2 separate regions of the Homo sapiens genome follow, and region 2 is linked to region 1. A link is a loop called in an ENCODE intact Hi-C map of the cell type or tissue named here. Cell type or tissue: PC-3. All regions are shown on one strand. Each heading gives the region's core, and the rest is flanking DNA. Links, peaks and the distances in the headings are about the cores only.

Region 1 (8,000 bases), core at 1-8,000:
TGAGTGACAGTGTTTCCTGCTCTTTTTTTCTGCAGTCAGCCTACGCTGTGTCCCTGCTGCGGGAGTGTGTGAAGTTGCGGCCCTCGGACCCCACCGTGCCCCTGATGGCCGCGAAGGTCTGCATCGGGTCCCTTCGCTGGGTGAGTGAGCTGTGAGGGCAGGTCCCAGAGGCCTCCTGTGGGGAGGGTGGCAGCAGCTGGCTGTGCACGTCTTGACGTGTATGTGTGGGTGCATGCCGAAGGTGGAAAGGATGGGAGCTACCAGGCAGATGGGCCTGGGCAGGGAGAAAGTCTCTGAGGAGCTGCCAGCCTCCAATGGCAGGGTCCCCTGACTCAGGATGGTGTCTGGTTTGGCAGTTCAGCCTTGAACTGTGGCCTCCAGAGAGTGAAACATAAGGAAGTAGAGGTGTTCCCCACCTGCCCAGCAGCAGAGTAGTAGGTAAGACCTTGAGTCACCTGGACCAGCCTCATCATTTCTGAGGCTTCAGATGACCTTAGCATCCAATCTGCAAGGGCCTGCAAGGCGCGATTCTGGGGGCAGAGCTGCTCTTGGCGGAATGGGAAGTTGGTCTTTTCTGTCAGCCCCTCTCCTTCCTCTTGGCTCCAGCCCTCCAGGGCCCTGCCCTGTGCTCCGCTGCCTGCTTACTGCTCTCTGCAGAAGCAGCTGAACTGTTAGGAGGCTATGGCTCCAGGTCTGCTCTTTCCCCAGTTCGAGGCCTTTAACCCCCCAGTTGGGGGTTGCAGGCTCCTGAAGACTCCCATGAGATCAGCAGCTTGGAGTAGTGAAGGAGAACAGTGCCAGGAGCCCAGGTCCCCCGCCTTGCTGTAGTCCTCCTGCCCTGGGCCTACTCGGATGCTGCTCCAGGCCTATGGGGGCTCTTGGGCCACGGCACTGGGCCCCAGCAATGGGGCCTCTGTGCAGGTATCTCTTCCGACTGGGGGCCCACTTCTGGATAATCTTTGCTTTCTTCAGTCCCAATCAGCTTGCTGATGTCAGCCTCCTATTTCTACCCTCTCAAGCAACACAGAGCAAGCGCATTCTCCCTCCCACATGATGGATATCAGGCCCTTCTCCACCCACATCTCCCCAGTTCCTTCATCTGCTCTCCAGGCCCAGGGTCTCCTAAAGTGGGCACTTCCCCTGGAGATGGCCTCCCTGTCTTCCAGTTGGCCTGACACCTTCGGCCACCCCCTCACCATTGTGTGCCCAGCTTGTTTTAAGGCAGTGGGGGCCAGGCTCTGGGTGCATGCAGCAGGAGCTTCATAATTAGCAGCCTTTACAACTCTTCTTGCCACTTTCCCTCCTGTACACAAACAAATCATGGATTCTGGGGAGGGAGGCAATGAGCTTTCCACAAATTCCATGTTCCAACCTTTCTTCCCTGGGATTGGAAACTGGCCCCATCCCTCTGCTGGGTCCCCGCCTCATCATCGCAGCAGGGCTTGCCTTCTCTCTGCTCCAGGGAGTCAGTCCTCCCAAGCACAAAGAGGCTGGGTGAAAAGAGCACCTTTCCCCTTTTCCACCTGGTTCTCAGATCCCTGTGTCTGAAGTGCCCCATCCCCTCTGTGGCTGATCAGGAGGAAGGGAAAGTGTGGCATCTGGCTCGTGTTCTTTATGCTGTCATTTAGGCTGGGGAGAATTACGTGAGATCAGTCCTGTAATGGGCTCTGGGCTTTGGAAGGAGCAGTGTAATGAGGTAGTTAAGAGTTTCACTGCCCACCCACTGGGTACCCTAGAGTAAGGCACCTAACCTCACTGTGCCTCAGTTTTCTCATCTGTAAAATGGAAACAGTAAGTCTCCTCGGGTGGGACATAAATGACCAAGTAGGGAGAGGGCTGGACGGGTCAGGGAGGCATCATGGAGGAGGCAGCCTCAGACTGAACTGAGAGGGCAAGGGAGGATACAGGAGGGCCAAAACCAGGCCCTTGCATCACAGCTTGCTTTCCCCCACCTCATGAGTATCAGGGAACCCTTGGTTCCCAGGTCTTTTGGGGAAGACAGTTGGCACCCAGAGGTAGGGCGACCTTGTGAGCAAGCACTTCAGATACAGGTGGCCCATGGGTGCTGAGCACGTGCAGCAGAGGGTGGAGATATGAGCCAGAGTGTGCAGAGCAGGTGGGCTCCCCGACCCCAACTCAGGCCGCTGCTTGCTCCTAGGGCTTCTGAGAGGGGCCTCAAGCTCATCTCTGAGATGAAACCCAAAATACCCATCTCTGAGGGGGTGTAGCGGGGGAGGGCATCTGTGCCCCTCAAGGCTGCCAGCTCTGAGGTAGCTGTGGGTCCACCCAGCCAACGGCCGCCCTTGCCAGGAAGCCCTAAATTTAGGTCTTCCCACCATGCAGGAGCTGTTTCCCTCAGCAGCATAATTACAGTAATTATGTGCATTCAGATTACATGGTAATAAAATTAGGATCAAATCAGTCCAAATTGAAATCAGATGAGTTAGGAGCAAAGTAATCAATGACAACATAAATAGAAAAGCCCAAAAGGAAACTTAAACATGCAGACTTGTCATCAGAATCGAGGAGAAGGGTGAGCTGTTTAACTTCAGCTGAGCAGCATATTTGGGTTCAGGGGCTAGTTTGAGCCAGGGTTTAAATCAGGCACAGGCCAGAGTGATGTCCCATGGGTGGCCCGAGAGTGGGCTCCTGGCAACCTTCCCTGATCTGGAAGCTTCACCCCCTGCACCTCCTACCTGTCTTGGATACAGATCACATCACATTGTGATCATCTGTGTTTCTTGAGTGCAGGAATTATCTGTCTCTTCTTTGAAACCCCAGCCCAGGGTTCAATGCCTGGTGCTCGCTGGATGGATCCTTCTTGCCGATGGACACATTCACTTGGCAATGAATTCTGTCTTATGTGGTGCATGACTTCCCAACTAGGTGGGGAACTTGCTCACTTGCCATGTCTTGCACTCTGACCCCCTCTCCCCCACAGGAAGCCTACATATAGTAGGTGCTATACTAGTAACTGACGAAGCGACACACATCCCAACCTGCCAGGAAGGGACCAGATGAGGGATCTGTATTTGGTTTGGGGGTTCTCCCAGCACTCTGCACCTAATTCTTGCTCCCTAGGTGGCACTGTAAAGAGAGCAGGCTGTGGGATATCCAAGGGTTCTGAGAAGGGAGGCAACAAGCTCCCCACAAATTTCGTGTTTGAGCCCCTTTTTCTCAAGGACTGGAAACTGGCCCCATCCTTCTGCTGGGTTCCTGCCTCACCATCCCTAGTTCTACAGGGAGGCCCAGAGTGGGTCAGCCCTGTACTCTCTGTTCCTGAGGCTCACAGTGAAAAGAATGGGTCTGCCTGGCAGGCAGGGGGTGTTCGTGCATGAGACAGGGCACAGATCCCAAAAGGCGGCTCACACCCCCTTCGTCTCCTGCCTTCGCAGTTATTCTGGCTCACGTCAGCCCCCAGCAGGCCCAGCCAAGCCCCATGAGCAGGGGACAGAAATCTGGGGGTGGTCAATTTGGCCTGGGTTGCAGAAAGGGAGGCTGAAACTAGGACATTTGGAAAACGAGTTGTGCTGGGTGAAGCTGGACTGGGTGGCCATGTGCCCAGAGGCGGAGCACCTGCTCTTCCCACATCCTGTCCTCATGCCCAGAGCCACTGTTGGACACCCCATACCGGGTCTGGGTCTGAGAGCAAGGTTGTGTCTTGGGGATTGTGGCAGGCAGAGGGACGTGCATGGTCACGTGCTGGCTGGCTGATTCGGGGGTTTGCACCAGGGTGGGAGTAGCTGAGCAGGTTTGGGTTTGGAATGGGAGAGCACTGACCCTGGGGCTTATCTTGAAGTTCCCCTTGGTGAGGGAGGGCTTCCCAGGCTCTGACTCAGTGACGCCAGCACTGAAATCAGAGAGGCCTGCATGGCAGCCTTCTGCCTTGGCATGCCCAGCCTCCTGCCAGGGTCCCTATTTTTGCAGCAGAAGGAAAGAGAGATGTAAATATTTTTTTGTATCCCTCCAATTATTTAAAATTCATTTAACTTAAAAAGTTGAAACCTTTACAGGAGGCAAAGAGGAAAGGCTATGCATGTGTGGTGTCACACAGACAGCAGAGGAGTTGCAAAATGGAAACAGGGCATGCTTATCTTTGGAAAGGTCTCTGATGCCATCTCTCACCTCCTTCCTGAGGAGGGCAGCAGGGGGTAGTGGAAAAGTGCATAGGCTTTGGAGGCAGAGATGGTAGAGTTCAAATTTCTGCCTACCCATGTACTCCCACTTACTAGCTGTGTGACTTTGAGGGAGTAATTTACCCTGTCTGTGCCTCGGTTTCCTCATCTGTAGCCTGGAAACAATCATGTCCGCCATTATGGGGTAGCTGTGAATATCAGAGATGACATGAAGAGTGCCCCTGCTTAGCACACTGCGGGTACCTGCATGGTTGCTATCACCGTTACAGCCCCTTGAAAATAGCAGGCACACAAAAAGGATGCGCCTTGATGTTTTTGACTTCATTTTTCAAATTCAGGGGTGGGCAGAGCCAGGAAGATGGATTAAGTGTTGATGAGGCAGGGGAGAAAGAATGCCAGCCCTCCTGCCACCAGCTTGTAGAAATTGGAAAGAGTGCCTACTACTCCTCCCAGGGAGAAAAAAAGGGGATTTTTCAGTAGAGCAGCTAACAGCAGGTTCCGGGCTCGTGGGAAGGAACTAAGGAGAAACTGGAGGTGCTGTTAAAAACTCTGCGGGCTCAGAAACGAACTTTCTGTAGTTCCCAGAAAGAGAGGAACGAGGGTGAAGATTCCGAGGGCAAACCTTTTTGGCTCACTGCAAGGTGAGGTAACCCTTGAAATGGAAGGCAGTCCTGGGCATTAGCAGAGTGTGTGAGCAAGAAGCCAGTCTGTGTAGGGACCAAATTCGAAACACTGGAGAGACAGAGGAACTTGTAAAGTCACAGGAAATTTTCCCTTACTTATGTAACACAAAAACAAAGGATCAAAACATTATGTCCTTCAATGCATCCTTTTCCAAAGGGTCAGAGAGGAGAAAAATGAAACCCTCCAGAGGGTAGCTGTGAATCAGCATCAGGAGACTGGGGTTGGAAACAGTTCTGCTACTTCCTAGACAGGTGACCTTGGATAGGTCGCTTCAGCTCAGCTCCCTGTGCCCTCAGCGCCTTCTGCTGTGAAACACCAATGCCATCAGGTAGCTGTGGTGCTGTGAAAATGCCAGGGGAGCCCCTAATCACTCTAGAATTGCAGAGGACTAGGCAGGGAAAGATCTTCACCTGGGTTTTAGTGGCAAGGTTCCATGGCTGCCCTAGATAAACAAGGCATTCAAGAGCAGTGTATCACTGGGAGAAGGAAGGTTGAAGAGAACTCTGGAAACTCACCCTAGAAGTATTTTGATGAGCAAGGAAAGCCCGGTGCTGTAACCTGAGCTTGCTGCAGAAGCAGCAGCCTGGACTACAGAGCCACCAGCTGTTAACTTGGAGGCCACAAGGAGGAAGTGTCTGGAAAGGGCACATGAGGTGCTAGGCAGGGAGGAAGACGTCTGGAGTAGAGCAGAAGGGCAGGCGCTGGGCCAGTCTGCAGCCATCTGATTAGAGCAATTTTTCCAGATCGCAGGTGGGGCCCATTAGTGGGCTGTGAAATAGAACTCTTAAAAAAAAAATTTGAGGCCGGGCAAGGTGGCTCACACCTGTAATCCCAGCACCTTGGGAGGCCGAGGTGGGTGGATCACCCGAGGTCAGGAGTTCGAGACCAGCCTGGCTAACATGGTGAAACCCCATCTCTACTAAAAATAACAAAAATTAGCCAGGCATGGTGGCGGGCACCTGTAATCCCAGTGACTCGGAAGGCTGAGGCAGGAAAATCGCTTCAACCCAGGAGTCGGAGGTTGCAGTGAGTCAAGATCATGCCACTGCACTCCAGCCTGGGCAACAAGAGCGACACTCTGTCTCAAAAAAAAAAAAAAAAAAAAAAAAAAAATTTGAGACTGGGGTGGTAGGTCATGCCTATCATCTCAACATTTTGGGAGGCTAAGTGGGAAGGGTCGCTTGAGCCCAGGAGTTCCAGACAAGCCTGGACCACATAGTGAGACCCACCCTGCCTCATCTCTACAAAAAATAAAAATAAAAAGGTAAAAAGTCAGCCTGGTGCAATGGTGCGTGCCTGTGGTCCCAACTACTTGGGAGGCTGAGGTGGGAGGATCGCTTGAGCCCAGGAGGTCAAGGCTGCAGTGAGCTATGGTCATGCCACTGCACTCCAGCCTGGGTTACAGAGCGAGACCCCATCTCAAAAATAAAATAATCAAAACCTTGAAATAGACTGTAGATTATCAGAGAATAAGATAGGAAATACTCCAGTGTATTACCCACAGTGGGGTGAGTGGACCCTGGATAGGGGATGGAAAGCTCGACCAGCTCAGCATAGTGGACTGTGCGGGCCTGCGGAGGTGCCAACTTATGCTCATGTAGAGTCACTCCTCTGTGGCTAAGGATCTGGCTGAGAGACAAAAGGCAGGCAGTAATGTCTACTCTCTGGATTCCAGAGGGTCTTTGATGCCACTTCCCAATTTGTCATGTAGCTATGAGGAACCAGGACTATACTCAGATGACACTTGCCATCAGAGACTTAGGCTGAGATATTTTTAAAACCATGGAAGATTAATTGTATAATACATATACAAAATATGGATATATATATATTAGTATATATGAGTAGTTGTAATTGATATACATATATATATGAACCTGGCTAGCTGCAGTGGCTCACTCCTGTAATCCCAGCACTTTGGGAGGCCAAAGCAGGTGGATCACTTGAGGTCAGGAGTTTGAGACCAGCCTGGCCAACATGGTGAAACCCCATCTCTACAAACAATACAAAAATTAGCCGGGCATGGTGGCACACACTGGTAATCCCAGCTACTCAGGAGGCTGAGACACAAGAATCACTTGAACCTGGGAGGCAGAGGTTGCAGTGAGCCAAGATCGCACCACTGTACTCCAACCTAGTGGGTGACAGAGTGAGAGTCCGTCTCAGAAAAAAAAAAAAAAAAGCTGGCCAGGCACAGTGGCTCACACCTGTAATCCCAACGCTTTTGGAGGCCAATGCAGGTGGATCACCTGAGCTCAGGAGTTCGAGACCACCCAGGGCAACATGGTGAAACCCTGTCTCTGCTAAAAATATAAAAAAATTAACCAGTGTGGTGGTGTGTGCCTCTAGTTCCAGCTACTTGGGAGGCTGAGGCAGGAGAACCATTTGAATCCCAGAGGTGAAGGTTGCAGTGAGCTGAGATTGTGCCACTGCACGCCAGCTTGGGATACAGAGTGAGACTCCATCTCAAAAAAAAAAAAAAAAAGCTTATATTATTATATCAAAGCTTATATACATATAAGAAAGTAGATATCATATATGAAATATACAGTTATATATCTACATATGTAAATATATAGATATATAAATTACAACTATTAATAATAGTTATTTTTTTTTAAGCACTGCTGTGAGCATTGCCCCATCTTATCTCATCCTGTCCTCCCAGCACCTCATCCAGGGAGAGACACTATTGTTATCCCTGTTTTACAGAAGAGAGAAGGAAGCACAACAAAACAAAGTGACTTGCCCAAGGTTAGCAAGTGACCAGCCTAGGATTTGGACCAGGGTGTTTGGCCCCAGAGCTTGTGTTCTTAGCTGCTAGACTGCCCTGCCTCTTTGCATGAAGTGCCTACTCATGGATGTGGGGCTGATTCCGGAGTTGGGTGGGATTATAGTAACTCAGAACAGAGATGACAAAGTCAAATTCTCAAGGGCTTTAGGATTTACACTCTTGTGACATTATTCTCCCCTTTTGCCAGCTACAGTACCCATGTATATTAATACTGTGTGCTATTGTATTGTATATTGTCATACTTAATAGAATTGATCATACTTTTTTTCCTTCCTAATCACTGCTATGACTCTGCATGCAAAAAGCCTGCCTTGTAGTATGGTAATAGAAATCAAAATTATGGCCGGATGTGTTGGGTCACACCTGTAATCCCAGCACTTTGGGAG
Region 2 (17,552 bases), core at 4,228-12,227, 110 kb after region 1:
AATATGTTAAAAAACATATTAAAACAACAGTCATATTAAAACAAATCAAACATATTAAAAGAACATTTTTAAACTATCAAATTAATGAATATTTTAAAAATAACGATAAACAAGACATACAAATTTGGTGAAATGAGTATGCTCTTGATTGCTGAAGTTCTGTCAAAATTTATCAACAACCTGTACATAATCTTTAGTAAATCCCATTTGTGACAATCCTTAAAAAGTGATGCCCAAATTTAGGCCGGGCGCAGTGGCTCATGCCTGTAATCCCAGCATTTTGGGAGGCCGAGGCAGGTGGATCACGAGGTCAAGAGATCAAGACCATCCTGGCCAACATGGTGAAACCCCGTCTCTACTAAAAATACAAAAAATTAGCCAGGTGTGGTGGCGGGCGCCTGTAGTCCCAGCTACTAGGGAGGCTGAGGCAGGAGAATGGCGTGAACCCAGGAGGCAGAGCTTGCAGTGAGCCGAGATCACTGCACTCCAGCCTGGGCGACAAAGTGAGACTTGTCTCAAAAAAAAAAACAAAAACAAAAACAAAAGTGATGCCCAAATTTAGAAAAGACTATGCATTGGGCTGAGTGTGGTGGCTCATGCCTGTAATCCTAGCACTTAGGGAGGCAGAGGCAGGAGGATAGCTTAAGCCCAGGTGTTCAAGACCTGTTTGGACAACATAGCAAGACCCCATTTTCAAAAAAACATAAAAATAAGCCAGGTGTGGTGGCTCATACCTGTAATCCCAGCACTTTGGAAGTCTGAGGTGGGCAGATCGCTTGAGGCCCGGAGTTCGAGACCAGCCTGGCCAACATGGTGAAATCCCATCTCTACTGAAAATACAAAAAAATTAGCCAGGCATGGTGGCAGGCGCCTATAATCTCAGCTACTCGGGATGTTGAGGCAAGAGAATAACTTGAACCCAGGAGGCAGAGGTTGCAGTGAGTCGAGATCACATGACTGCACTCCCGCCTGGGTGACACAGCAAGACTCTATCTCAAAAATAAAAATAAAATAATAAAAATAAAAGACTATGCATCGTCTTATCACAGCATTTGTTTTTTATCTGAGCATTGAGTACCAATATTCTTGCATGACAAAGTTGTGTATGTAATCAAAAGTTATAACACAAATTATCCAATGAACTGACCACTTATAAAATTATATTCTATTCAAATATCCCTTCCTGCAGACAGGTTCATGTCTTTGTGAGTCAGTTTCACTCCCTCATTCTTAAACGATCATCCAACAATACATTTTTTTATTTTTATTTTTTTTAAGACAGAGTCTTGCTCTGTCACCCAGGCTGGAGTGCAGTGGTACGATCTTGGCTCACTGAAACCTCCATCTTCCGGGTTCAAGCAATTCTCCTGCCTCAGCATCCTAAGTAGCTGGGACTACAGGCATGCTCCACCATGCCCAGCTAATTTTGGCATTTTTAGTAGAGACAGGGTCTCACCATGTTGCCCAGGCTGGTCTCGAACTCCTGATCTCAAGTGACCCACCTGCCTTGGCCTCCCAAAGTGCTGCGATTACAAGCATAAGCCACCATGCCTGGCCTATTTCTTTTCTTCTACAGCCTTTTGTTTTACCTGGAGTCAATTAGTGCCTCATTTTTTTTCACTTGCACATTTTGCTACATATATTTTCTTCATTTTTCCCCATCATATCAGCTGTTCTTGTGCCCCTTTTTCTTTTGAAACATTCCTTCTAGAGTTTCCTATTTTCTTTTTCTATTATATTGATTGGTTTCTCTTTCAGCTTGCTGCACAGTGGTCAACCTGGGACATTTCCTCACTACTCCTCTCCCAGATTGTATCTACTTTCTCCTGGGTCCCATGCCTTCCTCTTTCTGGATCTGCTCCTTTGTTTTGCTGTATTTATCACCAGCGGCATCTTTTAAAATGGTATTTGGGAGGTAATTTTTATGAGTTTTTGCATGTTGAAAGTCTTTGTTTTCACAATTCATTGTTAGTTTGGCTAAATATAGAATCCTAAGTTGAAAATAATGTTCCTGTTCTCATCTTTCTGAGGATGCTAATTGTATTTTTAAAAAATCTTCCCCTTCTATTCCCAGAGTTCTGTTTTCAACCAGGTTTCCATCCTTCTGTCTGTTTATCTCCATCTCTTGTTCACATTAAAGGCTTTTTTTTTTTTTTTTTTGAGACAGAGTCTCGCTGTGTCACCCAGGCTGGAGTGCAATGACGCGATCTCGGCTCACTGCAACCTCTGCCTCCTGGGTTCAAGCGATTCTTCTGTCTCAGCCTTCCTAGTTGCTGGGATTACAGGCGCACGCTGCCATGCACGACTAATTTTTTGTATTTTTATTAGAGACAGGGTTTCACCGTGTTCCCCAGGCTGGTCTTGAACTCCTGAGCTCAGGCAATCCACCTGCCTCGGGCTTCCAAATTGCTAGGATGACAGGCGTGAGCCACCAGGCCCGACCTAAAGGATTTTCTTACTTGCATGGTAGAAACTGTGGGTATGTGGCTAGGATATGTTGAGATCAGACAAGTGAATGGCAAACCCAGTCTTTTTCCTAGGGTTCCCTAAGTGTTGGGATATAGTGTTCTTTCCTCTGGGCTCATTGAGTTTTTCCAGAGGATAAACTCCACCAATCTTTTGCCCAAGGGGCCTATGTCCAGTGGCTGGCCTATGCTATGGTTTGAATGCGTCCCCTCCAAAATTCAGGCATTGTCAACGTGATAGTATTCAGAGGTGTGGACTTTAAGAGGTGATTAGGCCCCTAGGGCTCCCTGCAGATCTAAGGAATAGAAGGATATTCAAATTGCACAAAATAGCGGTTTATCCCACATAAACAGGAGCTCCATTTATTTAACATTCATTGTTGTAGAGTTTCTCTGAAACTATTCTATTTCACATTTATGTCAAAATTGCTCATCTTATAAGAATCGACAGACTTACGTATTTTACTAGTTAAACATCTGTGAAAATTCCCAACATAGCAACTCTGTAAATTTTATTTTTTCTTATTTTGTAGACGGTTTTACGGAATTGTCTTAAGGCTACTGTCTAAAAGCATAGCACACGTGTTCCATGCACTGAAAGAACAGTTAATAAGGACATAAGTGGGACACTGTCTCACATTTCTCCCTCTTTTCGGTTCCTTTTCTTTCTCTCAGATACCCTAATTCTTGTCTCATTTATGTTCCTGGGAGCATGGCGGAGAAGGGGAGAGAATCTGATAGGTCACTAATGCCTTAGTATGAACTTGATCAATATTTTCCTCATTTTGGGAGCTTATGCATTTAGAAGAGGACATGTGAAAAGGCAAAATCCTCCACAAAACATTTCTCAACAGTTAAATCAAGGGTGGTATATGTCAACTCTTGGGCTCTCATATCCTACCTGTGGAGTTTCAGGCATTGCTGCAGTGAGTGAGAAAGATATAAATACAAATTTCCCTTCCTGGGCCCCTCAACTAATGAATACCTTATGGAAAGGCTCTTGGACCCAAAAGCTGAGAGGACACCTAGCGCTTTGGTTTATTTGATTTTTGCTTAGGATGTAGGCTCCGAGAAATGGGTATGGGTGCCCCTTGCCTTAACCAAGCTTTCTCTTCACCCATGCCCTCTTCTCCTTCCTCTACCTAGGGTCGGGCACTTGCTGGGAAGCTTATCAAGCAAATGTATTGCTAAGTTTTGGAGGTGGCTGTTGGAACAAAGAAGATGCATGTGGTTTTTTGTTTTTGTTTTTTTGAGAAGGACTTTCGCTCTTGTTGCCCAGGCCAGAGTGCAATGGCACTATCTCAGCTCACTGCAACCTCCTCCTTCTGGGTTCAAGTGATTCTCCTGCCTCACCCTCCCGAGTAGCTGGGATTAGAGGCATGCACCACCACACCTGGCTAATTTTGTAATTTTAGTAGAGATGGGGTTTCTCCATGTTGGTCAGGCTGGTCTTGAACTCCTGACCTCAGGTGATCTGCCTGCCTCGGCCTCCTAAAGTGCTGGGATAACAGGCATGAGCCACCATGCCCGGCCCAACAGATAATGTTAAATTGAGTCATCAGTGTCTAATTTGGGGCGCCATGTTTCAAGTTCCCACATTAGCCAGACACACACCTTGTGAATCACAGACTCTCATTTAATATGTATAAGTTTGTGTGTGCTTGCGTGTATACACATTGGTTGGATAACTGACCTTAGACTATCCCTGCCCTGTTGAAGCACAAAGAGAGCATTGATAAAATGTCTCACTTGCCTTTGTATCAACAATGCCTACTTGGCATAGGGTGTCACACACATAAGCATCCAAAATGATTTCTGGAACAGATGAAAGAACTTGCATATGAACTCATTCTACTGCAAAGGGGTCAAGTGGGGAAACCTGGCCTCATGATCAAGCCTCAGTTATCAGGGGGAAGTTGTCACTTTAGAGATAGTACAACATATATATATATATATTTTTTTTTTAATAGAGATGAGGTCTTGCTCTGTTGCCCAGGCTGGTCTTGAACTCTTGGTCTCAAGGGGTCCTCCCACCTTGGCCTCCCAGCATGTTGGGATTATATGGTTAAGCCACTGCACCTGGTCTGACAGCACAATATTGACTACTTGGCTTTAGGTTTTAAGCGAGTTGCTTACGTCAGGGTCCCCAACCCCCAGGCTTCATAGGAGGAGGTGAGGGGTGGGCGAGCAAGGGAGTGAAGTTTCATCTGTATTTATAGCCACTCCCCATCACTCGCATTGCTGCCTGAGCTCCAGCTCCTATCAGATCAGCGGCAGCATTAGATTCTCATAGGAGCAGGAACCCTATTGTGAACCGCACATGCAAGGGATCTAGGTTGTGCACTCCTTATGAGAATCTAATGCCTGATGATCTGTCACTGTCTCCCATCACCCCCAGATGGGACTGTCTAGTTGCAGGAAAACAAGCTCAGGGCTCCCTCTGATTCTACATTATGGTGAGTTGTATAATTATTTCATTATATATTACAATGTAATGATAATAGAAATAAGGTGCACAATAATGTAATGCACTTGAATCATCCCGAAACCATTCCCCACTCCAACCCTGGTCCATGGAAAAACTGTCTTCTGTGAAACCAGTCCCTGGTGCCAAAAAGGTTGGGGACCGCTGCACTAAGTGGTAAGACAGCTCAAAGCCCAGCTTTTGAGGTCACCAAAAAACTAAGCCCTGACTCTATCTCTTAATAGTTGTGTGACCTTGAGCAATTAATGGCCACTTCCTGACCTGTCAAATAGAGATGATAAATTAATACTATCTCCCCAAGTTATGAGGATTACATGAGACAGTCTATGTCAGTCACTGAACATTGCACCTGGCACCAGAAGACACTAAACGGGTGGTAGTCAAGATCATTATCAAAGTTAACCCTACTACATGCTGTAGTTGATTTATAAAGTTTCTTCCAGTTTTAACAATCCTTCACACTTCCATAACTATGAAGCTAATTTTTAGAACAATTAAACTGAATGATAAAATCAACCAAATGAGTTTTCGTATAAAAGCTGAATGGCACATTATAATGTCCTAAGGATTACAGCATTTATCACACGAAGGTTTGAGACATTGTTCTCTCAGCAAACATTGCTTCTTTACCACACCCACACTGCACGCCACCATCTCCCACTGCTGGGATCAAAAGAGTTTCCTCTCTGCAGTTCACAAGTTTGTGGATCTAAACCAAATCCATAAGTCTGCTCTGGGAATGCATGTTTAAGACAGACATGAATCACAGCCCTGGGCTGTTACTTTGCCTTGGAACATTTTCCATAAAAGTATTCTTTTTACTTTTTCAAAGGACAGGATGTTCCAAATCAGTGAATCACTTTTATTTATAAAATGGAATGGATGAGGTGATATCAGTAAAAGTGGCAGAGTAAGCATCTCCCAAAATCTCCTCCATAAAAGCAATAGAACAATGGCAGAAATGGTCACAATCAACTACCTTCTGCTATTTCACATACCAAGTAGATTGTCCTGCCTGAATTATTTTTCAGTTGTTCTGTACTAATAGTAAACAAATCATTATTAACTCACAGCCTTCATTTAAAAGCATGCATTTCAAAGGAAATACAATATCATGCAGTGGAGAAAAAACTTGGTGTCCTAACTGCTTGCTTCCAAAGCCAACTGAACACATGCATTTATCTCCATTCTTTTCCCATCAAATAAAAAAAGACGTAACTATTGTAGAACAGACTAGGGGCTGCTCACCCAGTGCAGTAAGACCAGATACCTAAAGTGAGGTTTGTAGTAGAAAACGGGAAGGCATTTATTTGCAGGGCACCAAGCAAGGAGGGCCAGACAGCTAATGTTTAAGTCCTGACCTCCGCAGTGGCTTGCAGGTAAGAATTTTTAAGGGTAGGGCTAAATGTGGGGAAAGCAGACATTACAGGCAAAATTGTAAATTATATATGGAGGTTATACATTGGTTTTATTTAGCCTAAAAGGGTGACATTGCATGAACCAAGGGCTTACAGGTCATAGGTACATTTAAAGATTTTCTGATTTGCAGTTGGATAAAAAAGAGGCTTGGTTTAAAAATTGGGGGCCAGGCCAGGGGCGGTGGCTCATGCCTGTAATCCCAGCCCTTTGGGAGGCTAACGTGGGTGGATCACTTAAGGTCAGGAGGTCAAGATCAGCTTGGGCAATATGTTGAAACCCCTTCTCTACTAAAAATACAAAAATTAGCTGGGCGTGGTGGCCCACACCTGTAATCCCAGCTACTAGGGAGGCTGAGGCAGGAGAATCACTTGAACCCGGGAGGTGGAGGTTGCAGTGAGCCGAGATTGTGCCGCTGCACTCCAACGTGGGCGACAGAGTGAGACTCTGTCTCAAAAACAAAAACAAAAAACAAACAAACTGGGGACCAGCAGAAAAGAATGTTAGCTCTGGCTTGTGGGTGTGACTTTTTCCAGGTCCCACCTGAAAGAAATTTAGGATAAGAATGTGGTCCCAGCTATTCAGGAGGCTGAAGCAGGAGAATGGCGTGAACCTGGGAGGTGGAGCTTGCAGTGAGCTGAGATCACGCCACTGCACTCCAGCCTGGGCGAAAGAGCAAGACTCCGTCTCAAAAAAAAAAAAGAATGTGGTTAGAGTTTAGTCCCAGTTCCCCCTTATTTGACATCTATGGACCTGGCACATTCATTTGGTGGGGGTCCGGGTTTCAGTCATATGTTAAGAGGTCATAGGGGTAGCAAACATCCTGTGATTTTAGTGTTCTTGGCTATTGTTTTTGGCTACTGTTATCTTTTTTTTATTAAGTTATTTACTTCTCAGGGCTAGCTATCAATAGGTATCTGAAAAAATTTTTGAAGGAATTTAAAATATAAAAAACATTTATGTTTGGTGGGGCATCCAGGTCCCTAAGAGGGGGTTCCTGTTCTATCTCACCCTACCCCCGCAACACACAACTATACATACACATACACAAAGAGCCAAGAGAGAGACAGCAGTCAACATGAGAGAATGACATATTTTTGGAAGATGTGAAGCAGTTTGGAGGAATAGTAGCTGACCTGGCAGTGTAGAGAAGGCAGAAGCGTAAATCCTTGCAGAGGACTTGCGAAGGAGAAGCAAGCTGATTTGCTCCACAGAACACAAGAAAAGCTGGGGAATTTAAGGCATCAGGCACCTGTGCGGTGGGGGTGGGGGTAGATCTGAAAGCAGAAGGTCTGGTTGAATATTTTTACTTCAGGTCCGTCTCCCCTCACCCCTAGCTGTCAGGCAACTCCCCTTCCCATATCCCTACAGGAGACAGGGAGTTTAGTTCTGAGGGGACTGCACCACAGATCTGGACTCAGGAGCCCCAAGCACTGTGAGGATGTGGGCCTTTACTGAAAACTGGAATTAAGTGAACTTCTACACACTGAATGATGAGACCACAGGCCCCTCCCTCCACTCAGCTCCCAGAACACTGACAGCTGGCTTAAACCCCAGGCAGGAAGCTGATGAGTCGTTTTGAATCAACTGACATATCCTAGAAAAAAGACCTACAGATACGGATATTTATGGGCTATCAAAGGAAAAGCCAGGTCCTTATCCCACCCATCCAGTATGAAACCCACCTGGAGATAATCCCCACCTGTATTCATTCACTATGACTGCTATAACAAATTACTACAAATTCAGTGTCTTAAACAAACAAATTTATTCTCTCATAGTTCTAGGGTCTGAAGTCTGAGTCAGTTTCACTGGGCTAAAATTATATGTCAGCAGGGCCATGCTCCCTCCAGAGGATCTAAGGGAGAAGCTGTTCCTTACCTCTTTCAGCTTCTAGTGGCTGCCAGCATTTCTTGACTTGTGGCTGCACCACTGTAATCTTTGCTTCTATATTTGAATTGCCCTCTCCTCGTGTGTGTGTGTGTGTGTGTGTGTGTGTGTGTGTGTGTGTGTAATCTCATTCTTCCCCACCCTGGAGTACAGGATAATCTCCCCATCCCAAAATCCTTAGCCACATCTGCAAAATCTCTGCCATGTAAGGTAACATCCATAGATTCCAGGCATTAGGGCATAGACATATCTTTGGGGGCTATAATTTAGCCTTCTATACCACCCACATACAGAGAGCTTTCAATCAGCCTTTTAGTCTCTCACACACTTAAATGTTAGTGAGATCAAAAGATTTTTCACCTTGTAATCTGAATTTATTTATGAATTGTCTATTTATGTCCTTTATCTGTTTTACTTTTCTGTTGTTTTTCCTATAGATTGTTATGATAATTTTATAGATAATGCTATTAATCCTTTATCTGTTAGGAATGTTGAAAATACTTTTCCTAGTCTACATTTGCCTGTTAACTTTGTTTGCAGTTTGTTTTCTGATATACAAAGCATTTTTAATGTTATATAATCAAATCTAGTATTTATTTTCCTTTGAAATTTCTTCCATTGCTATTATCTCAGAAAGTTTGCTTATCCTTAGATATATACTAATATATTTTCTCCTGGTTTAATGGCTTCAAAAGTATCAAATTTTTTAATCAATATGAAATTTATTTTAATGTGTGCTATGAAGTGAGAATCTAACACCTTTTCCAAGTTATTTAATAATAAGTTACCTAACATATCTTTTCCTTTCCCTACTGACTTGTCATACCATCTTTATCAAATATAAAAATCTTGTATTAATAAAAAAATCTTGTATTAATATATTCTAGGATCTGTTTCTGAGCTCTGTTCAGTTTTCTCAATTTTTTTTTTTGCAGATGTTTGCTATGCGGTCTTTTTTGATCCTGAGTTTGTAACTACAAATAAATTATAGTGCATCAAACTATCCCAAAACAATTTTATATTTTATTTCTGTTTTTTGTTTGTTTGTCTGTTTGTTTTGTTTTTGTTTTTGTTTTTGAGTCTGAGTCTCACTCTATTGCCCAGGCTGGAGAGCAGTGGTGTGATCTTGGCTCACTGCAACCTCCGCCTCCCGGATTCAAGCCATTCTCCTGCCTCAGCCTCCTGAGTAGCTGGGATTACAGGCGCATGCCACCACGCCCAGCTAATTTTTGTATTTTTAGTAGAGACGGGGTTTCACCATGTTGGCCAGGTTGGTCTCAAACTCCTGACCTCAAATGATGCGCCTGCCTCAGCCTTCCAAAGTGCTGGGATTACAGGCGTGAGCCACTGTGCCCAGCCAATTTTATATTTTCTTATTCTTTCAGATGATTTATATAATTATTTATTTTTTTGACATCCTACTGACTAGCTATTTATCTAAAAGAGTTCATTTTTTATCATAACTCATGGTCATGCATTTGGAAATATTTAGAAATAGAAAAGCATTTTCATATCTTTAAAAGGAAAGAAACAGAGAGGTGCTTCCTTTTTGTTAATACCATGATCTATTGAATATCTCTAGCGATTTAATTAATTAATTCACCAAATACTATGTGCCAGTCACTTGCCTAGGTGCTAGGTATACAGGAAAGAAATCCCTGCCTTCATAAGCTTACGTTCTAGTGAGGGGGAAAGATAAAAACAGAGTAGATACATTTTAAAAGGTATTGTGTCTGACAGTTATGAATGCTATGAAGTAAAAAATAAACCAAGGAAGGGGACAGCAAATTTGAATAGGTGACTTGGGAAGACCTTCCTGAGAAAGTGGTATTTCAGTCAAGACCTAAAGAAAGTAAAGGAGCCGAACATTTTCTTCTACACTTTGCCACAAATTGGTTACTCATTTCTCGTATATCTTCAGATATACTTTATGTATATCTTAAATCAATTGCATTAGTCATTCAGAGCTTATCTACTATGATGAGCAAAATGTTAATCTTACTATAGCAAAAGGATTCATAGTATATTTTATTTTGAAAAATGTTTATGGCCACATAGTAGGTATATATATTTATGGAGTACATGAGATATTTTGATACAAGCATACAATGTGTAATAGTAACAGCAGGATAAATGGGGTATCCATCACCTCAAGCATTTATCATTTCTTTATGTTACAAACATGCCAATTATACTCTTATTTTTATTTTATTTATTTATTTATTTATTTTTTTGAGATGGAGTCTCACTCTGTTGCCCATTCTGGTGTGCAGTGGCGCGATCTCAGCTCACTGCAACCTCTGCCTCCCAGGTTCTAGCAATTCTCCTGCCTCAGCCTCCTGAGTAGCTGGGATTACAGGCGCATGCCACCACAGCTGGCTGATTTTTGTATTTTCAGTAGAGGTGGGGCTTCACCATGTTGGCCAGGCTGGTAGGCTGGTCTTGAACTCCTGACCTCAAATGATCCGCCTGCCTCCCAAAGTGCTGGGATTACAGGTGTGAGCCACCGTGCCCAGCCAATTTTTAAATGTACAATAAATTATTGTTGACTATAATCACCTGTTGTGCTATCAAATACTAGATCTTATCATTCTATCTAACTATATCTTTGTATCCATTAACCATCTCCACTTCCCCTTTCTCCATCCTCCACTACCCTTCTTAGTCTCTGGTATCCATCCTTCTACTCTCTATCTGCATGAGTTTGATTGTTTTATTAATAATTTTTAGCTCCTACAAATACATGAGAACATGCAAAGTTTGCCTTTCCGTGCATGGCTTATTTCACTTAACATAATGACCTCCAGTTCTGTTCATGTTATTGCAAATAGGAGGACCTCATTATTTCTTATGGCTGTGTAGTACTTTGTTGTGTATATGTACCACATTTTCTTTATCCATTCATCTGCTAATGTACACTAAGGTTGCTTCCAAATCTTGGTTATTGTGAACAGTGTGCTGCAACAAACACCAGATACCTCTTCAATATACTGATTTCTTTTCTTTTGGGTATATACCCAGCAGTGAGATTGCTGGATCATATGGTAGCTCTATGTTTACTTTCTTGAGGAACCTTTGTACTGTTCTTCGTGGTGGCTGTACTAATTTACATTCTCACCAACAGTGTACAAGGGTTCCCTTTTCTCCACATCCTCGCCAGCATTCACTATTGCCTGTATTTTGGATATAAGTCATTTAAACTGGGATGCAATGATATCTCATTGTAGTTTTGATTTGCATTTCTCTGATGATTAACGATGTTGAGCACCGTTTTATACACCTGTTGGCCATTTGTATGTCTTCTTTTGAGAAATGTCTATTCAGATCTTTTGCCTATTTTTTAAACAAATTATTAGATTTTTTTCCTATTGAGGTTGGGCATGGTGGCTCATGCCTGTAATTCCAGCACTTTGGGAGGCCAAGGTGGGCAGATCGCTTGAGCTCAGGAGTTCAAGACCAGCCTGGGCAACATGGCAAGAGCCCATTTCTACAAAAAAATACAAAAATTTGCTGGATGTGGTGGCATGCACCTGTAATCCCAGCTACTTGAGGGGCTGAGGGGAAGGATTGCTTACACTAGGGAGGTCGAGGCTGCAGTGAGCTGTGTTTGCATCACTGCACTTCAGCCTGGGTGAAAAAGCAAGACGCTGTCTCAAAAAAAAAGACCTTTTTCCTATTGAGTTGTTTGAGCTCTTTATATATTCTGGTTATTAATCCTTTGTCAGACGGATAGTTTGCAAATATTGTCCCCCATTATGTGGGTCGTCTCTTCACTTTGTTGATTGTTTCCTTTGTTGTGCAGAAACTTTTTAACTTGATGTGATCCCATTTACACATTTTTGCTTTGGTTGCCTGTGCTTGTGGGGTGTCACTCAAGAAATCTTTGCCCAGACCAATGTCCTGGAGTTTCCTCAATGTTTTGTTTTGATAATTTCATAGTTTGAGGTCTTAGATTTAATTTTTTTTTTTTTAACTAGAGACAGGGTCTCCCTATATTGCCCAGGCTGGTCTCGAATTCCTGGGCTCAAGGGATCCTCCTGCCTTGGCCTCCCAAAGTGCTAGGATTACAGACGTGAGCCACCATACCCAGCCAGATTTAAGTCTTTAATCCATTTTGATTTGATTTTTGTAAAATGGCAAGAGATAGGGTTCTAGTTTCATTCATCTTCATATGGATATCCAGTTTTCCTTGCACCATTTATTGAAGAGACTGTCCTTTCCCCAATGTGTATTCTTGGCACCTGTGTCAAAAATGAGTTCACTGTAGATATATGGATTTATTTCTGGGTTATCTATTCTGTTCCATTGGTCTCTATGTCTGTTTTTATGCTACTACCATACTGTTTTTGCTACAATAGCTCTGTAGTATAATTTGAAGTCAGGTAATATGATTCTTTCAGTTTTGTTCATTTTGCTCAGGATGACTTTGGCTATTCTGGGTCTTTTGTGGTTCCACGTTAAGTTTTAGGGTTCTTTCTTCTTTCTTTCCTTCCTCTTCTTTCTCTTCTTTCTCCTCTTCCTCCTCTTCCTCTTCTTCTTTCTTCTTTCTTCTTTCTCTCCTTCTCCTTCTTCTTCTTCAGACAGGGTCTTGTTCTGTTGCCCAGGCTGGACTGCAGTGGCACACACATGGCTCACTGCAGCCTTGACCTCCTGGGCTCGAGTGATCCTCCCACCTTAGCCTCGCTGAGTAACTGGGACCACAGGTGCATGCCATCATGCCCAGGTAATTTTTAAATTTTTTGTAGAGATGGAGTCTCTCTATGTTGCCTAGGCTGGTCTTGAACTGCTGGACTCAAGCAATCCTCCTGCCTCAGCCTCCCAAAGTGCTGAGATTATAGGCATGAGCCACTGCACCTGGCCTCAGATGATTTCTTGTTGCTCATTAATGTCCTTTCCTTTCAGAATTTGAAGAACTCCTTTTAGCGTTTCTTGTAGGACAGGTCTGGTGTTGAAATGCCTTAGCTTTGGTTGTCTGGGAAAGTATTTATCCTTCACATTTTAAGGATTTTTTACTGAATATACTATTCCAGGATAAGTTTTTTTCTTTCGGCACTTTAAATATGTCATGCCACTCACTCCTGGTCTATAAGGTTTCCACTGAGAAGTCTGCTGTCAGATGTATTGGTGCTCCATTGTATGTTATTTACTTCTTTCCTCTTGTGCTTTAGGATCCTTTCTTTGTGCTTGATTTTTGGGAGTTTGATTATTAATGTCTTGAGGTGGTCTTATTTGGGTTAAATATGCTTAGTGTTCTATAACCTTCTTGTACTTCAATATTTCTATTTTTCTCTAGGTTTGGAACGGTCCCTGTTATTATCCCTTTGAATAAACTTTCTACTTCAATCTCTCTCTCTATCTCTTTAAGGCCAATAACTCTTAGATTTGCCGTTTTGAGGCTATTTTATAGATTTTGTAAGCATGCTTCATTCTTTTTTCTTTTGTCTCCTTTGACTGTATTTTCAAATAGCTTGTCTTCAAGCTAATTCTTTTTTTTTTTTTTTTTTTTTTTTTTTTTTTTTTGAGACAGAGTCTTACTCTGTTGCCCAGGCTGGAGCGCAGCAGCACAATCTTGGCTCACTGCAAGCTCCGCCTCCCAGGTTCAAGCGATTCTCATGCCTCAGCCTCTCAAGTAGCAGGGATTACAGGTGTGCACCACCACACTCAGATGCTTTTTGTATTTTTAGTAGAGACAAGCTTTTGCCATGTTGGCCAGACTGGTCTTGAAGTCTTGGCCTCAAGCCGTCTGCCTGCCTCAGCCTCCCAAAGTGCTGGGATTACAGGCATGAGCCACTGCACCCCATCCAAGCTCACAAATTCTTTCTTCTGTTTGATCAGTTCTGCTATTGGGAGACTCTGATGTATTCTTCAGCATGTCAATTGAATTTTTCAGCTCCAGAGTATCTGCTTGATTTTTTAAAATTATTTTGATTTGTTTGCTAAATTTATCTGATAGAATTCTGAATTCATTCTCTGTGTCATCTTAAATTTTGTTGCACTTTGTCAAAACAGCTATTTTGAGGTGTCTGTCTGAAAGGTCACATATCTGTGTCACTCTGGGATTGATCACTCGTGCTTTATTTAATTCGATTGGTGAGGTTGTGTTTTACTAGATGGTCTTGATACCTGTATATGTTTGCCGATGTCTGGGCATTGTAGAGTTAGGTGTTTATTGTAGTCTTTGCAGCTGGTCTTGTTTGTACCTGTCCTTCTTGGGAAGGCTCTCCAAGTATTCAAAGGGAATTAAGTGCTGTAATCTGTCTTTGGTCACCGTAGCTGTGTCTGCATTAGAGGGCACCCCAAGCCTAGTAATTGCTGTGATTCTGGTAGACTTGTAGAGGTAATGCCTTGGTAGTCTTGGATAAGATCTGAGCGAGTTCCCTGGATTACCAGGCAGAGACTCTGGTTCTCTTCCCTTCCCTTCCCCCAAACAAACGAAGTCTCTCTTTGTGCTGAGATGCCTAAAGCTGAGGGACGGGTGACACAAGCACCTCTATGGCCAATATCCCTGGGACTGCACTGGGTCAGAGCCAGCATGGTACTGGGTCTCACCCAAGGGCTGCAGTAACTACCGCCTAGCTACTGCCCATGTTCACTCAAGGCCCAAAGGCTCTTCCCTTCAAGGCAGCATGCTGCCCCCTGGGCCAAGTGCAGATCAGAAATACCATCTGGGAGCCAGGGCCTGGAGTCAGGAAACTTAGGAATTTATTGGGTACTCTATACTACTGCAGCTAAGCTGGCACCCAAGCCAGAAGACAAAGTTTTTCCACTCGTCCCTCCCCTCTCCTCAAGCAGAAAGAATCTCTCTATGCCACTCAGGCCTGTAGCAAGTACTGCCTGGATACCACTAATGTTCACTCAAGGCTCTTCAGTCAGCTTGTGAGGAAGGCTGCCAGGCCTGGGTCTCTCCCTTCAGGGCAGTGGGCTCCCCTCTGGCCCAGTGGGAGTCCAGAAATGACATCCAGGAGCCAATGCCTGGAATTGGGAACCCCAGGAGCCTGCTTGGTGCTCCACTTCACTGTGGCCGAACTGGTACCCAAGCTGCAAGACAAAATCCCCTTTACTCCTCCCTCTCCTTTCCTCAAGCAGGAGTCTCTCTCTGTGACCACTGTAGCTGGGAAAGTGCTGGATCACACCTGAAGCAGCACAGCACTGGCTAAGGCCTGCAGTGAGTGTTGTCTGGCCACTGCTGGTGTTTATTCGAAGCCCAAGGGCTCTTTAGTCAGTAGGTGATGAATCTTGCCAGAACTGGGTCCTTCTCTTTAAGGCAGTGGATTCTCTTCCAGCCAGAGATGTGTCTAGAAATGTTGTCTGGGAGCTAGGGCCTGGTATGGGGGCCTCAGGACTCTGCCTGAGGTGCCCTATTCTGCTGTGGCTGAGCTGGTATCCAGATTCAAGACAAGTCCTCTTTACTCTCCCCTCTCCTCCTCTCAAGCAAAAGGAAGGCCTCTCTCTTGAAGCTGCAAGCTGTGCTGCCTGGGGCTGGGGGATGGCTGCTACAAGCACTCCTTTGGCTGCCCCAGCTGGTGTCTCACTAGGTCTTGTGTACCCTAAGTCCACTGCCTCTGAGCCCAGCAGAGCACCTGAACTTGCCCAGGAACTGCAGTCCTTGTGGCCGAGACTGCCTTTCAAGCTTATTTAGGACCTCAGAGCACTTCAGCCCACAGTGGTAGGGAGAGCTGGAACTCAGTATCGAACGGCTGGGATGGGCAATTCCTGGCTGGCTAGTGCTGGTCTAAATGCTCCCTCCATGGGCACTAGCTGAATTCTGTCCTGTGTTGCTTTCCCTGTTACAGGCAGCACGGTGTTCCCGTGCAAAGTCCCCCCGTCACGGCATTCCCTCTTCCCCAAGGGCAGATTCTCTCTTCATGCCACGTGGCTGCTGCCAGGGGATGGGGGAGGGTAGTGTCAGTAATTCAAGACTGTCTTTTCTACCCTACCCTCTTCAGTGCCTCTTTCCTTGATACAATGTTAAAACCTGGTATTGCGATCCCACACTTGCTTTTTGGTTCTTACAGAGGTGTTTTCTTGTGTGGATAATTGTGTGGATAATGGTGTTCCTGCTAGGGGGAACGATCACTGGAGGGTTCTATGTGGCCACCTTGCTCCACTCCAGAAAGCACAGCGTATTTTAAACATCAAATTCATCATGAGTTAACTGTCTACATTATACTTACGGGAATAAAATAGGTTGTTGGGAATCTTTGAACTGTTGAGCGAAATACACAGCTCCTATATTTCAAAATAAAAAAGAAAAGTGATTTTCTAAATCTATTTTTTAAAGATCTTTGTTAACTTATTCCCTACCTTTCATTAAATATTTTAAAATGTTAATTTGCATATGAGGTGCATAAATGAGGTTTAAAAGCCAGGAGTATTGGCGTGTAGGTATGTAAACAGAAAGGCAGCTTATTTAATAAGTATATAATTACCTGGAAGCATATTTGGGAACTGGTGCAGGAAGCACGTTGTATTGCCCCGGAGAAAGCTGAAGTGACTGCACAGAATGGACAAGGACACCAATAGATTAATAGAGGTTGTAAACTCACTTCGTTATCTGTCATTCGTAATCTTTTATTTTATGACCATACAACATTGGATAATTCCTTCTTTACTTTAATAGTGGAAAAGGAAAATGTACATTTCCAAAGGTGGAGCTTCAAAACATTTAACATAGATTCGGTCTTCATGGTGAATTTTATAGACAGCATACCTGAGATGCTGCATAGGAAAATGTCAAATTGATCACAGTTTTTCTTTTTATTTTTTTGAGATGGAGTCTCGCTCTGTCGCCCAGGCTGGAGTGCAGTGGCGTGATTTCCGCTCGCTGCAGCCTCCGCCTCCCCAGTTCAAGCAATTCTCTGCCTCACCCTCCCGAGTAGCTGGGATTAGAGGTGCACACCACCACGCCCAGCTAATTTTTGTATTTTTAGTAGAGACAGGGTTTCACCATGTTGGCCAGGCTGGTCTTGAACTCCTGGCCTCAAGTGATCCACCTGCCTCAGCCTCCCAAAGTACTGGGATTACAGGCATGAACTACCGTGCCCAGCCACATTTTTTTTTCTTTTTTTGAGATAGGTTCTCTGTTATCCAGGCTGGAGAATGATATGGCATGAACATAATTCACTGCAGCTTCAAACTCTTGGGCTCAAGTGCTCCTCCCACCTCCACATCCCAAGTAGCTGAGACTTCAGGTGTGTGCCACTGCACCCAGCTACTTTTTTATTTTTTGTAGAGACAGGATCTCACTATGTTGCCCGGGCTGGTCTTGAACTCCTGGGCTCAAGCAATCCTCCTGC

What was found. Hi-C counts contacts between places; a loop is a spot of excess contacts. Peaks named below come from ENCODE experiments on the same cell type or tissue, not always from the same donor. Only the 100,000 strongest peaks of a DNase experiment are listed, where the experiment ranks them.
Region 2: it touches region 1 in a loop (10-fold over the local background); 2 of 110 quality-filtered maps call a loop at or near these places.

Annotation. Positions count from the first base shown.
Region 1 is chr2:47,011,296-47,019,295 of GRCh38, forward strand. TTC7A (tetratricopeptide repeat domain 7A) reads left to right here. Exons shown (of 20, transcript NM_020458.4): 11 at 36-140. Among named protein-coding and RNA genes, the nearest start is that of TTC7A, 74 kb to the left of the region's middle. In PC-3, for the core only: CTCF peaks have their summits at 4,124 (motif pointing right) and 5,425 (motif pointing right); a DNase peak (open chromatin) is centred at 5,366; H3K27ac peaks cover 1,389 bases.
Region 2 is chr2:47,113,511-47,131,062 of GRCh38, forward strand. It overlaps STPG4 (sperm-tail PG-rich repeat containing 4), which reads right to left. Exons shown (of 7, transcript NM_001163561.2): 4 at 16,686-16,750; 5 at 16,431-16,485. Among named protein-coding and RNA genes, the nearest start is that of STPG4, 33 kb to the right of the region's middle. In PC-3, for the core only: a CTCF peak has its summit at 8,178; DNase peaks (open chromatin) are centred at 5,691, 7,901 and 8,201; H3K27ac peaks cover 2,695 bases.